Regions from separate parts of the Homo sapiens genome. Here region 2 is linked to region 1. The links are chromatin loops, found by intact Hi-C in ENCODE. Cell type or tissue: gastrocnemius medialis. All regions are shown on one strand. Links, peaks and the distances in the headings refer to the core of each region. The heading gives the core; the rest is flanking DNA. Region 1 has its middle 140 kb from the start of FSTL4. Region 2 overlaps LOC105379182 (a long non-coding RNA gene).

Evidence for each region. Peaks named below come from ENCODE experiments on the same cell type or tissue, not always from the same donor. Only the 100,000 strongest peaks of a DNase experiment are listed, where the experiment ranks them.
Region 2: a loop joins it to region 1, with 4 times the contacts of the local background. A loop is called at or near these places in 16 of 110 quality-filtered maps.

The regions. Positions count from the first base shown.
Region 1 is chr5:133,751,691-133,757,061 of GRCh38, reverse strand. It overlaps a transcript of FSTL4 not described here. Among named protein-coding and RNA genes, the nearest start is that of FSTL4, 140 kb to the right of the region's middle. In gastrocnemius medialis, for the core only: a CTCF peak has its summit at 2,321 (motif pointing left); no DNase peak of the experiment used is centred there; H3K27me3 peaks cover 225 bases.
Region 2 is chr5:133,932,683-133,938,053 of GRCh38, reverse strand. The region is part of intron 3 of LOC105379182 (a long non-coding RNA gene); the gene reads left to right. Among named protein-coding and RNA genes, the nearest start is that of WSPAR, 22 kb to the right of the region's middle. RefSeq lists enhancers at 4,737-4,796, 4,259-4,886. In gastrocnemius medialis, for the core only: no CTCF peak of the experiment used is centred there; a DNase peak (open chromatin) is centred at 2,743.

The DNA.
Region 1 (5,371 bases), core at 201-5,200:
GGCGAATTGCCCAGGATTCTTGTAAGCATGGCGAGCCAGATATGGCTCTCACTGAAAGAGAAGAGTTAGATGGGGGCCACTTGAGAGGGGCTTCACATGAGACCATTGTCTGGGGCGGGGTGAGCTGACTCCTGTGTACATGGTAGATTCCCAGAAACTGGTTACTGAGGGGGTTCTGAAGTGGGCAGCTGGAGGAGGCATTATCCATGCCAGAGGACTGCAAGAGAGAGACCCTCCCACTACAACCCCCCAGGGATGGTGAAAGATCTGTTAGAAAAAAACCTCACCACAATGCCTATAGAAGAAATGCTCCGGATATAGCACCTGCTATGTCCAGACAGCACCAATGACAAATCACAACTCTACCCTCCCTGCCTCTATCCCGCACCCTCCTCCCCCACCTCCATGCCGGAGGGCCAGGTGCACTCAGTGGGTGTGAGAAGAAGTGAAGACCAAGGTGGGGTATGCAGAAGCCCCTGACAACCCCTCTTCCCGTGGTGGGCTGGAACTGGGGGAAGGAAACCTTAAACTGGTGGAATTTAGAGCTTTAAAACTCTGACCAAAAGGCTATGCACTTATTACCCTATGATCCTTCTCAACTAGCAGCCAGATTGAACCCCTTAATATGTGGGTCAAATCAGGTCCCTCTTCTGCTTGGAATCCCCAGTGGCTTTTCTGCCACACAGAGTAAAAGCCACAGTCCTATGATGGCACGGCTCCATGTGAACTGGACCTGCAGACCCCTTCTGCATCTTCTGCTACTGTCCCCTCCACCTCACTCCTGCCACCCAGGTTCCCTGGTGTCCTGGCACATCCCATCCCAGGACATTGTGCCTGCTCTTCCTCCTGCCCGAAATGCCTTGCCTGAGGTGTCTGTGCATCTCCCTTCCTCTCCTCCTAGAGTCTCCTCCCAAACACCACTTTCTCAGCCTGACTAAAATTATAAGCCCGCTCTTGCCAGCTGCCTCCTCCCTACTTAACATGCTCTGCACTGTATTGCTTACTGCCTGTGTATTCCACTAGAATGTAAGCTCTGTGAAGGCAAGAAGTTTGTTTCTGTTGTGTTGCATTTTGCTTCTTGTTTTGTTCATTGTGTGTTGCTGCAACCTGGGACATAGTAGGCATTCAGTAATATTTGTGAAATGGATAAATGACAGTGACCAAACAGCTGTGAAATTTGCCAGAGATTTTCTCCCTGGGAAGAGAAGATGGGCTGAACACAGTTTGATGAAGAGAGACAGTTGTGAGAAAGAACAGGGTTGTTTTATGCTTATACCCGCCAGGTGCTCCCCTTGGAGTCCAAAGCATTGTGGAAGGTGAGTCTCAGCTCCCAGTGCTAAGAAACAGTCCTCCTGTAAAGCAGAGAGCTGGCTATGATCTACATGGAGAAGGGTGCTTTGGGTAGTGATGCTGGGGCTGGATTTTGAAGATGCAAGTAGAAGCCCATCAGGCAGAAAAAGGGGAGTGCACATTTATGCCAAGATTTGAGGTATGCTGAAATGTGGGTGAGGTCTAGAGTATGTGTGAGAGGTGGTGGGCAGGGGGAGGAGAGGATGTGAGGGTCTGATGGAAGAGGTGCTTGAGTTTTACTGCTTTGGGTTTAGGGCCATTTCTGAGCCAAGAGAGCTGGTGGAGGAAGGATAATGGTGGTATCCTGTCTATAGCAGGTGGAGGGGCAGGTTCATTGCTGCTTTTATTGTCCCGGGACCAGCTCTTGGTCATCAGAATGTTTAGAGAGAATAAAAATGATATTTCCAGGCAACTGGGACAGAGTGAGAGTGCTATCCTGGGTGTAGGTTGATAACAGCTCACAGCTGCATCCCTTTCTAGGAATTGCCCTTGGCCAAAAGGAACTGCATTGCCCAAGGGGTCATGGAAACTTAGAAAGAAATGGTTGCCAGAAGGAGGGAGTGATGGGTAGAGAAGGAAATCTGAGAGTTTCCATGGAGTTGGCAACGAAGAGGTCATTGGTGACTTTGGCAGGAGGAGCCTATGAGGAAGGGTGAGGTCTGGCTTGCAGGGGGATGGAGGCCATGTGGGAGGCAATGAGGAGGAGGAGCAAGAGCTGGGTCTTGAAGGAAGGGTGGGAAGTGGGGTATGGGAAGACCTGCCAGACAGAGGGGATAATGTACACGAAGGAACCCAGGCTAAAATAATCCAGTTTGACTTCAGGGTGTGGGGGAAGGTGGGAGGGATGGCTGGAAAGGTGGATGGTGTCCAGGAATGTCTGTCTTAAACGGTAGGCTCTAGAGTTAGAGCAGAATCAACATGTTGTCTTCACACGTCTGAGCTCCACTGGGCTCAGGATACTGCCCTCTAGTGAGCACTGGGCATTTTGTCCCCAGAGCGTGGACCTGACAGGTATTTTGACCATGGTCTCTTGGGCTTGGTGTTTATGAATGCAGACATAGTGGGTTTTCTGAGGTGAGCCTCATTAAACTAGTTTAATTCCTTCATCAGTTTTCTATCCTGTCTAGTAAACTTATTTGTAATACTAATTTTACTAAAATTATTTCAAAGAATTTAATTCTGTTTTGTGTAAACTATACAGGGAGGATTGAATACATCTATCAAACTATCCATTATAACTTCTGCCATTGTGAATTTTTGTGTGGCCATTGTTTCTTTCAAATCCAATTTACGTGGACAAATATTTGCAGATCTAAATTTTATTAGGACATTTTGATCTTTTTATATATATATATCTTTTAGCTCTAACAAAGTGTGCAGTGTGGAATTTTAATCATTGTCAGTTCTATTTCATAGCAATTATACCTTCTAATAAACTTCATTATGACTAGGATAAAAATTGATAGTTTGTATTTATTTTCTTCACTAACTTATTACAAAATGAAGACTAGGCTCCCTGAGGTGGTTCCGGTTTGCTCTCTTGTCTAGAGTTGGATGATTGAATTGTAAGTCAAATTCTCTTGTCTGACTCTGATTACTTTGTATGCTGTGTATAAGTTGTCTCCACTGTTGGCGGAACATGGGGCTGGGATATCCTCAGGGCACGAATGGTACAGCAGAGCTTCCTGCCTGGGTTCCCCACTATTAGTCATTATGCTAACACTCACAGCCATTTTCTTATTGCAATCTCCTTTTTTATCCTATTTTATAGAGGCTGAAACTGCAGCTTAGAGAAGTTAAGGGGCATAACTGGGACTTGAACCTAGGCTTATCTGCATTTAAAGTCCATAGTTTAAACACTGGGCTGCACTATGGTTCACTGTATTGGTGTGCCCAGACAGCCACTCACTACCTGATGCTATGCAGGAATGGGGAGAGTTGGTTATGGTCACAGAATGTCTGGGCCAGACCTTCCCTGCCACTACACACACACACACACACACACACACACACACACACACACACACAGAACAAATGTGGACCCACAAAGGCCCAGGGGAGAGAAGGGATAAGTCCAGGCAGGGTCAAATAGTTATTGAGTGGTACAGCTGGCTGGAACCATGTGTCCAGTCCCCTGGCCAGCCCCTAGTGAGAGTTACCACCTGGCTTAGCTCAGTTTCCCATATAAGTGTCTGTGAATCTTCTCCAGCTCATCGAGTGGCCAATTTGATGGGGGAACCAGGCAATGTGAGCCACCTGAGATTAGGGACTCCTGGGTCCCACCCTCCCTTATTTCAGAGGAGTTGGGAGAACAAGCATCAGTGATGAGGGCTGTTAAGTCACTGAGTAGAAGTAACCATGCCTGCCAGTGGACACATGCCCATCTGGGGCTTTTGTGACTCTCAGCAGGGTCCAATTTTCATTTTCTGGTTATAAGGAGCCAAAAGAACCCTCCAGATCTCATTTCCCTGTTTGCAAGATGCAGAGCAGGGAGCAGAGGAGAAGGCTGCCCCTTCAGTTTGTGGGCCTGGGAGCAAGTCTGGTTTGCCTTTATTGTGAATAATGCATACAGGTAACTTTGGTCTTGACCACAAAAAGACTTTTTCTTTTTGTTGTTATAACATATTTACATTTTCTGATTATATAAGGGTAGCTGGTTCATTGTGGTGTAGTTTTCTTTTAAAGGGGTTATTTCATAACAACCATTATACTTAGAATCAAAATAGTATGAGAATCACAAAGAGGTCTTGTTTTTTCTTTTCTTTCTTGAAAATCCACATTCACATGAAGAAAGAAAGTGTGGGGCTCAGAGCGCAAGAAAATAACTGCAACTTGACCTCATTAGAAGGGGAGAGAGCTGGTCGACCAGTAACAGGCTGTGGTAGCTTTTCTCTGTGTGAGATTCTGGGGTGTCTGTGCTGGCAGCACTGACCCTTGACCCCCCTGCCCCCTATGACCCCTGCACAGTGACAAATGATCACTGTTATATAGGCAGTGGAAGAGGACTTTCAGAATTCCACATCTCAGTTATTTTCCACGAATGCTAGGAAAGGAAGCCCTTTAATTTAATTTAATTTAATTTAATTTTATTTTATTTTATTTGAGACAGAGCCTCGCTCTGTCGCCTAGGCTGGAGTACAGTGGCGCAATCTTAGATCACTGCAACCTCTGCCTCCCGGGTTCAAGTGATTCTCAGCCTCCCAAGTGGCTGAGATTACAGGCACCCGCCACCACAACTGGCTAGCTTTTGTATTTTTAGTAGAGACGGGGTTTCACCATGTTGGCCAGGCTGGTCTCAAACTCCTGACCTTATGAGAGGGGGATTGTGGCCAGGCAGTTACTGGGAAAACCTATAGGCTCAGCCATAGTGCCCGTTGCCTTTGCTGCCCTCTCTCTCACTCCCAGGGGTCTGAGCCAGGGGCCCATAGTGCTGGCTTAATCATAAGCTGCTGACTTCGCTCTTTGAAGCTGGAGATAGATAACTCCTTTGGTTTTTAAGATTCTACCCAAAATGAGGCCCACAACCAAGGATCCAGTCCTGACAGAGTGTTTTGAGCAGGTTGGGCAAAGGCAGGCCCAATCCCTTCGCCTGTCTAGGTTTTTGGTTGCCCTTTCAGCACCTTCTATGGCTTAGCATCTCAGGTGGACAGCATCTCCAGTGTGCCTGGAAGGGCGGGGCTTGCACGATTCCTGCCAGCGTTCTGGCAGCCTTTGCCATCCAGCTTCCATTAGCAGCAGAGACGGTGGAGAAGGGATGATGTTGCTGACCTGCCAGTGAGTCTTCCTTTGTCTGATCCATTAGCAACTGATTTATCAGACTCAGTAAGATAAAGATCCAAAACCCACCCATGACTCCAAAAAGCCTTCATCAGAAACAGTTGGTCTGTGCCCCTCTGGCAGACAGCTTTGGGCAGAGAAAGAAGAAATTGCTGTTGCACCTCCCAAAAGCATTTTGTAAAAAGACTATTTATTCTAGGTGCAGTCTATTTTGCCCGACACCTCTCAGACAGTCAATAATTCC
Region 2 (5,371 bases), core at 152-5,151, 180 kb before region 1:
CAGCCTGAAACTCCTGGGCTCAGGTGATCCTCCTTCCTCAGCTTCCCAAACAGCTAGGACTACAGATGTGCATCACCACATCAAACAAAGTTTTTATTTTTATTTTTCTAGAGATGAGGTCTTGCTGTGTTACCCAGACTGGCCTTGTTCTTTTTGAGATAGGATCTCGCTCCATTGCCCAGCCTCCAGGCTGGAGTGCAGTGGTGCGATCTCAGCTGACTGCAACCTCTGCCTCCCAGGCTCAAGTGATCCTCCCACCTCAGCCTCTGAGTAGCTGGGACTACAGGTACGTGCCACCATGCCTGGCTAATTTTTGTATTTTTTGCAGAGATGTAAGTTTCATCATGTTGCCCAAGCTGGTCTTGAACTCCTGGACTCAAGTGATCCACCTGCCTCAGACTCCCAAAATGCTGGGATTACAGGCATGTGCCACCACACCTTGCTGAGAATAACATTTAAGTAGTAGACAGAGTAAAGCAGGTTATCTTTTTTAACGTGGTTGGGCCTTATCCAATTAGTTGAAGGCCTGAATAAAACAAAAACGCTGACCCTCCCCCAATTAAGAATTCTTCTGCCTGATGGCCTGTGAACTGGAACATAGGCTTTTCCTGGTTCCACAGCGACTTCTGGCCTTTGGGCTTAAACTAGGACATCAGCTCTACAGATTTTGGATTTGCCGGACCCCATAATCATGTGAGCCAATTCCTTAGAAGTCTCTCTCTCTCTCAATCTGTCTGCCATCTCTCAGTAGCCATGTTCACAAACTCTTTATGTGTATATATGGCTGCTATTGGTTCTGTTTCTCTGGAGGACTCTGACTAGTACAGCCACTCATCTCATGTCATTAAACAATGTACCCCCACTGGCCCCCCTTGCCAGTCCCTGAGCTGAGGTGCAGGCTTGAGTGAGGGAGACAAAAGGCTAAGATTGCTTGTGAGAGTAAAGTGTTTTTAGATTTTTAAAAATTTAAATTGTGGTAAAATACAGATAAAAATTTACCCTACTGATCATTTTTTTAAGTGTATAGCTCAGTAGGATAATATATTCACAGTGCTGTATAAAGTTTTGATTTTAGCTGGACTAGATAAGACTCTTTAATACCTGAAGATAACATCATCCTTAGAGCCAAAAGTGACCCCAAATTATGGGATTTTCAGGGAGAGGAAAAAAACAAAAAAAAGCTCTTGCCTGTTTGCCTCGTGGAGCTGAGGCCTTTCTCTAAACCATGGTGGGAGCCAGCTGTAGAGCTGTGATAACAGCAAGGTCATGAGGAGCCACAGAACCGGAGGAGGGGCCACAGAACTGGAGGAGGAGACACAGAACCAGAGGAGGGGCCACAGAACCGGAGGAGGGGCCACAGAACCAGAGGAGGGGCCACAGAACCAGAGGAGGGGCCACAGAACCGGACGAAGAGCCACTGAACCGAAGGAGGAGCCACAGAACCAGGGGAGGAGCCACAGAACGAGAGGAGGAGCCACAGAACCAGAGGAGGAGTCACAGAACCAGAGGAGGAGCCACAGAACCAGAAGAGGAGCCACAGAACTGGAGGAGGAGCCACAGAACCAGAGGAGGAGTCACAGAACTGGAGGAGGAGCCACAGAACCGGAGGAGGAGACACAGAACCGGACAAAGAGCCACTGAACCGAAGGAGGAGCCACAGAACCAGGGGAGGAGCCACAGAACCAGAGGAGGAGCCACAGAACCAGGGGAGGAGCCACAGAACCAGAGGAGGAGCCACAGAACCAGGGGAGGAGCCACAGAACCAGAGGAGGAGGCACAGAACTGGAGGAGGAGCCACAGAACCAGAGGAGGAGACACAGAACCGGATGAAGAGCCACTGAACTGAAGGAGGAGCCACAGAACTGGAGGAGGAGCCACAGAACTGGAGGAGGAGCCACAGAACAAGAGGAGGAGCCACAGAACCAGAGGAGGAGTCACAGAACCAGAGGAGGAGCCACAGAACTGGAGGAGGAGCCACAGAACCAGAGGAGGAGTCACAGAACCGGATGAAGAGACACTGAACCGAAGGAGGAGCCACAGAACCAGGGGAGGAGCCACAGAACGAGAGGAGGAGCCACAGAACCAGAGGAGGAGTCACAGAACCAGAGGAGGAGCCACAGAACTGGACGAGGGGCCACAGAACCTGATGAGGGGGCCACAGAACCGGAGCAGGGGCCACAGAACCCGGGAGGGGAGCCACAGAACCAGAGGAGGAGCCACAGAACCAGAGGAGGAGCCACAGAACCGGGGGAGGAGCCCAGAACCAGGGGAGGAGCCACAGTACTGGAGGAGGAGCCACAGAATCAGTGGGGGTTTGGGGAGGAGGGGTCATCCTGGCTGAATGTTGAAGAATGGTGGGATCTGAACAACTGAAGATGGGGAGGGCGAGGGGCCTGAGGTGGCCAGTGCAGAGAACAGCCTGAGTGCAGGCCAGTCTCAGCACATACACCTGCCACCCTGCTGCCAGGATGGTGGGCATGTGTCCTCGGACCACAGCCACCTTGATGACCATACACATTCCTGTTGCCTCTGCAGTCCTAGCTGGTTCTCTAGCAGCTCTATAATTCTGGAGGAGCAGTGTGCCCATCCCCTACTCCCTCTGAGCTTCCTCTCCACGCCTGAGAGGCATTTTATAAATAGCCTGTTGACAAAACCTTAAATATAATACCCCTGGGAGCTAAATTACCCAGTGGCACAGCTGTAAGTATGTAAGGGCCATCGGGGTGTGACCAGTGGGGCTGGCACATGCAGGGAGGGGCAGAGCATGGCGCTTTGCTCCTGGTCCATGTCCTGAGCATGACCAGGACTGGCCTGAAGGAGTGGGATAGGAGCTGTCTAAACAGAGAGCCCTTCCTCAGGGTCCTCTGTCCTGACCAGCTTCTTCTCTGAGACCATGAAAGAACAGAGCACATGGCTGGGGGCAGTTTGGGGAGGAGCCAGCCTCTGGGGTCAGGCCTGGGACCCTGCACCAGGATTCCACCTGAAGCAATTCAGCCTTAAGTAGTGGTCTGCATCCCAGGCCTGGGGGATCTGACTTCAGCCTGCTGGCCGCCCCCACTCACCACATTGTGGCCACAGGAGCCTTCTTCCATGACTTCATATGCATGAAACCCAGGTTCCCTGTGGGGTCCCTTGCCTGCCAGGACCCCACAGGACCTCCTTTTCTTACTCTTTTGACCAGCTTCTTCTATCTGCCCCTCAAATCCCAACCAAAATTGTGCAGATGGGCTTTCCCCTATCATTCCATCCCTGGCTTGGATGAAATCAGAGCCCCTGGTGTACACTCCTGTGTCCCTCAAATTCTAATAGTTATTATATACTCATTGTTGAGTATCATTGTCATTGCTGGCTGAATGCCTGCCATCATTGAAAGCTCTGAGGACAGGGCACTGTCTGGCTGTTGCTCCCTGTATCCCTAGCACTTAGCATGGGGCCTGGCACACCGTGGGTGTGCAGGGAGTGTGACTGAATGAAAGACGGAAACTTTAGCAGAGCCCACACCTCTTTAAAACTAGAAGCACCCATACTCCAACAGCTGAGACCTCCCTTCACCTCTCTGGAAACATCTGGCAAGCTCCACAACTCAGTCCAGCTGAAGGAAGTGGAAGGGCCAGCCAGACCTTGCGCCAGGGTGTCCTGAGGACATACAGCTGGGAGCACTGGGCTGTGATCTTTAGCCAGGCAGGAGTGGGATGGCAGGAGAGGCGGTGCCTGCCCTGCAGGATCCTGGTTGGTGCCATCGTGTCAGTCACCCGGAGTGGGCCACAGGGGACAGAGAGGCCACCTTACACTCTACAAGGCAGGTTGTGGAGAGGTGAGGCCTTCGTGGGCAAGGGCAACTGGGCAGTGTGGTCTGTTAGGGTGTCGGGAGTGTCAGGTGGGGAGGCAAAGCTCCAGGCTGTGTCAGGATGTCAGGAGACACAGAGGTGAGGCCACAGCGAAGGTACAGGACTCGCCGCAGTTCCTGCATCATGAAGCCCTTCCTGACGAGTCCAGGCTTTGCTGACCACACCAGCAGCGTTAAAGTGAAGACCTGGTCATGCAGATCTGGAAGGTTGGCGCCCCTAGGACAAGCCACAACCCAGCAGGTCCCAGGTGGGAGGGAGAGGGTTAGGCAGCAGTGAGCAGTTGGGCCCACCTGGGACCACAAGGTCCCCACAGGCTTTCAGGGCTCAGATGTGTGAGCGGGGGTGGGAGCGGAGGGGAGAGGCAGTGGAGGAGGGTACAGGGAGAGAGAAAGATGGGTGGGAGGAGAAAGTGGGGATGAGGAGGAGGAAGGGAAGTGGATAGAGAAGGAGGAGGGAGGAGCAGGGAAAGAAGAGGAATGAAGGAAGGGGTGAGGAGGGAGGGGAGCCCTGGCCGCATGGTCGTTGGGCAGGCCTGGTGCAGGCAGTGTGGCCCACATGCTGCCCCTCCAGACACGGGGCTCAGCCTGGTGGCCGGGGGCAGGGAGCCTCCTGGCCTAAGCCTCACATTCACAATTGCCTCTTTATATTTAGATGTTGGGGATGGTTCCAAGTGAGGTTTTAATGTTAGGAGCAGTTATTTGTTAAATGTAAGCATTTAAAACCTGCCACAGGATTTATATCCGCATCTTGGTATGTCTTTGGTTTTTAATCTATAAGAGGCCTGATAAAGTAAGTGGATGTGGTCCAGACCTCTGGGCCTGGGGCAGCCCCATGGGGAAAGCCTTTCTCGGGAATAGAGCCTCAGGCTGAGGGAGCCCTAGGCCCAGTTCCCACTTGTACACATTGCTGGATGTCTTACCTCACTGGCTCTGCAAGCCCTGGCCAGCCACCAAGCCTCCCCACCACTGGGAGAACTTAAGGTGCTTTAATCAATTCTTTTTCACCCCATTAGTGCGGGAGGATGTCACCCTATGGTTACGGGATGCGTGAACACTTGACACCCAGCACTGGACAGATATGTTGACAGCAGTTTATCAGTCATATATGCTCACAGCCCCAGGGAGGACTCAGCACTCCACACCAGCCACAGGGGAGTCACACTCAGGAGCAATGTGAACCACCTGGGGCTGTGGAAGCAGGCTTTGTAGTACCAAGAGGGCGAGGTGCCCCTGCTGCCCATGGGAGGACGTGGTTGACTTGGCTGAATAGTTCTGAGGGCTGGCAGGGAACTGAAACTCAGAGAGAAGCAGGAACTGCATCTGGTCTCCCGGATAAGGAGGTTGTCTGGCCAGAGGACCTTATCCACAGGAACAGAGGTGGAGGGGGAACTTGTGGTTAGACCATCCGAGGCCCTCCCAATTTTACCAGTTGTCACGGTGGCACATAGTAGGCCTTCATTTTAGGCCTTATAGCACAAATGAGCTAATGGGCTTAGAGCTCCTGCTTCAAGTGCAGGGCAGAGG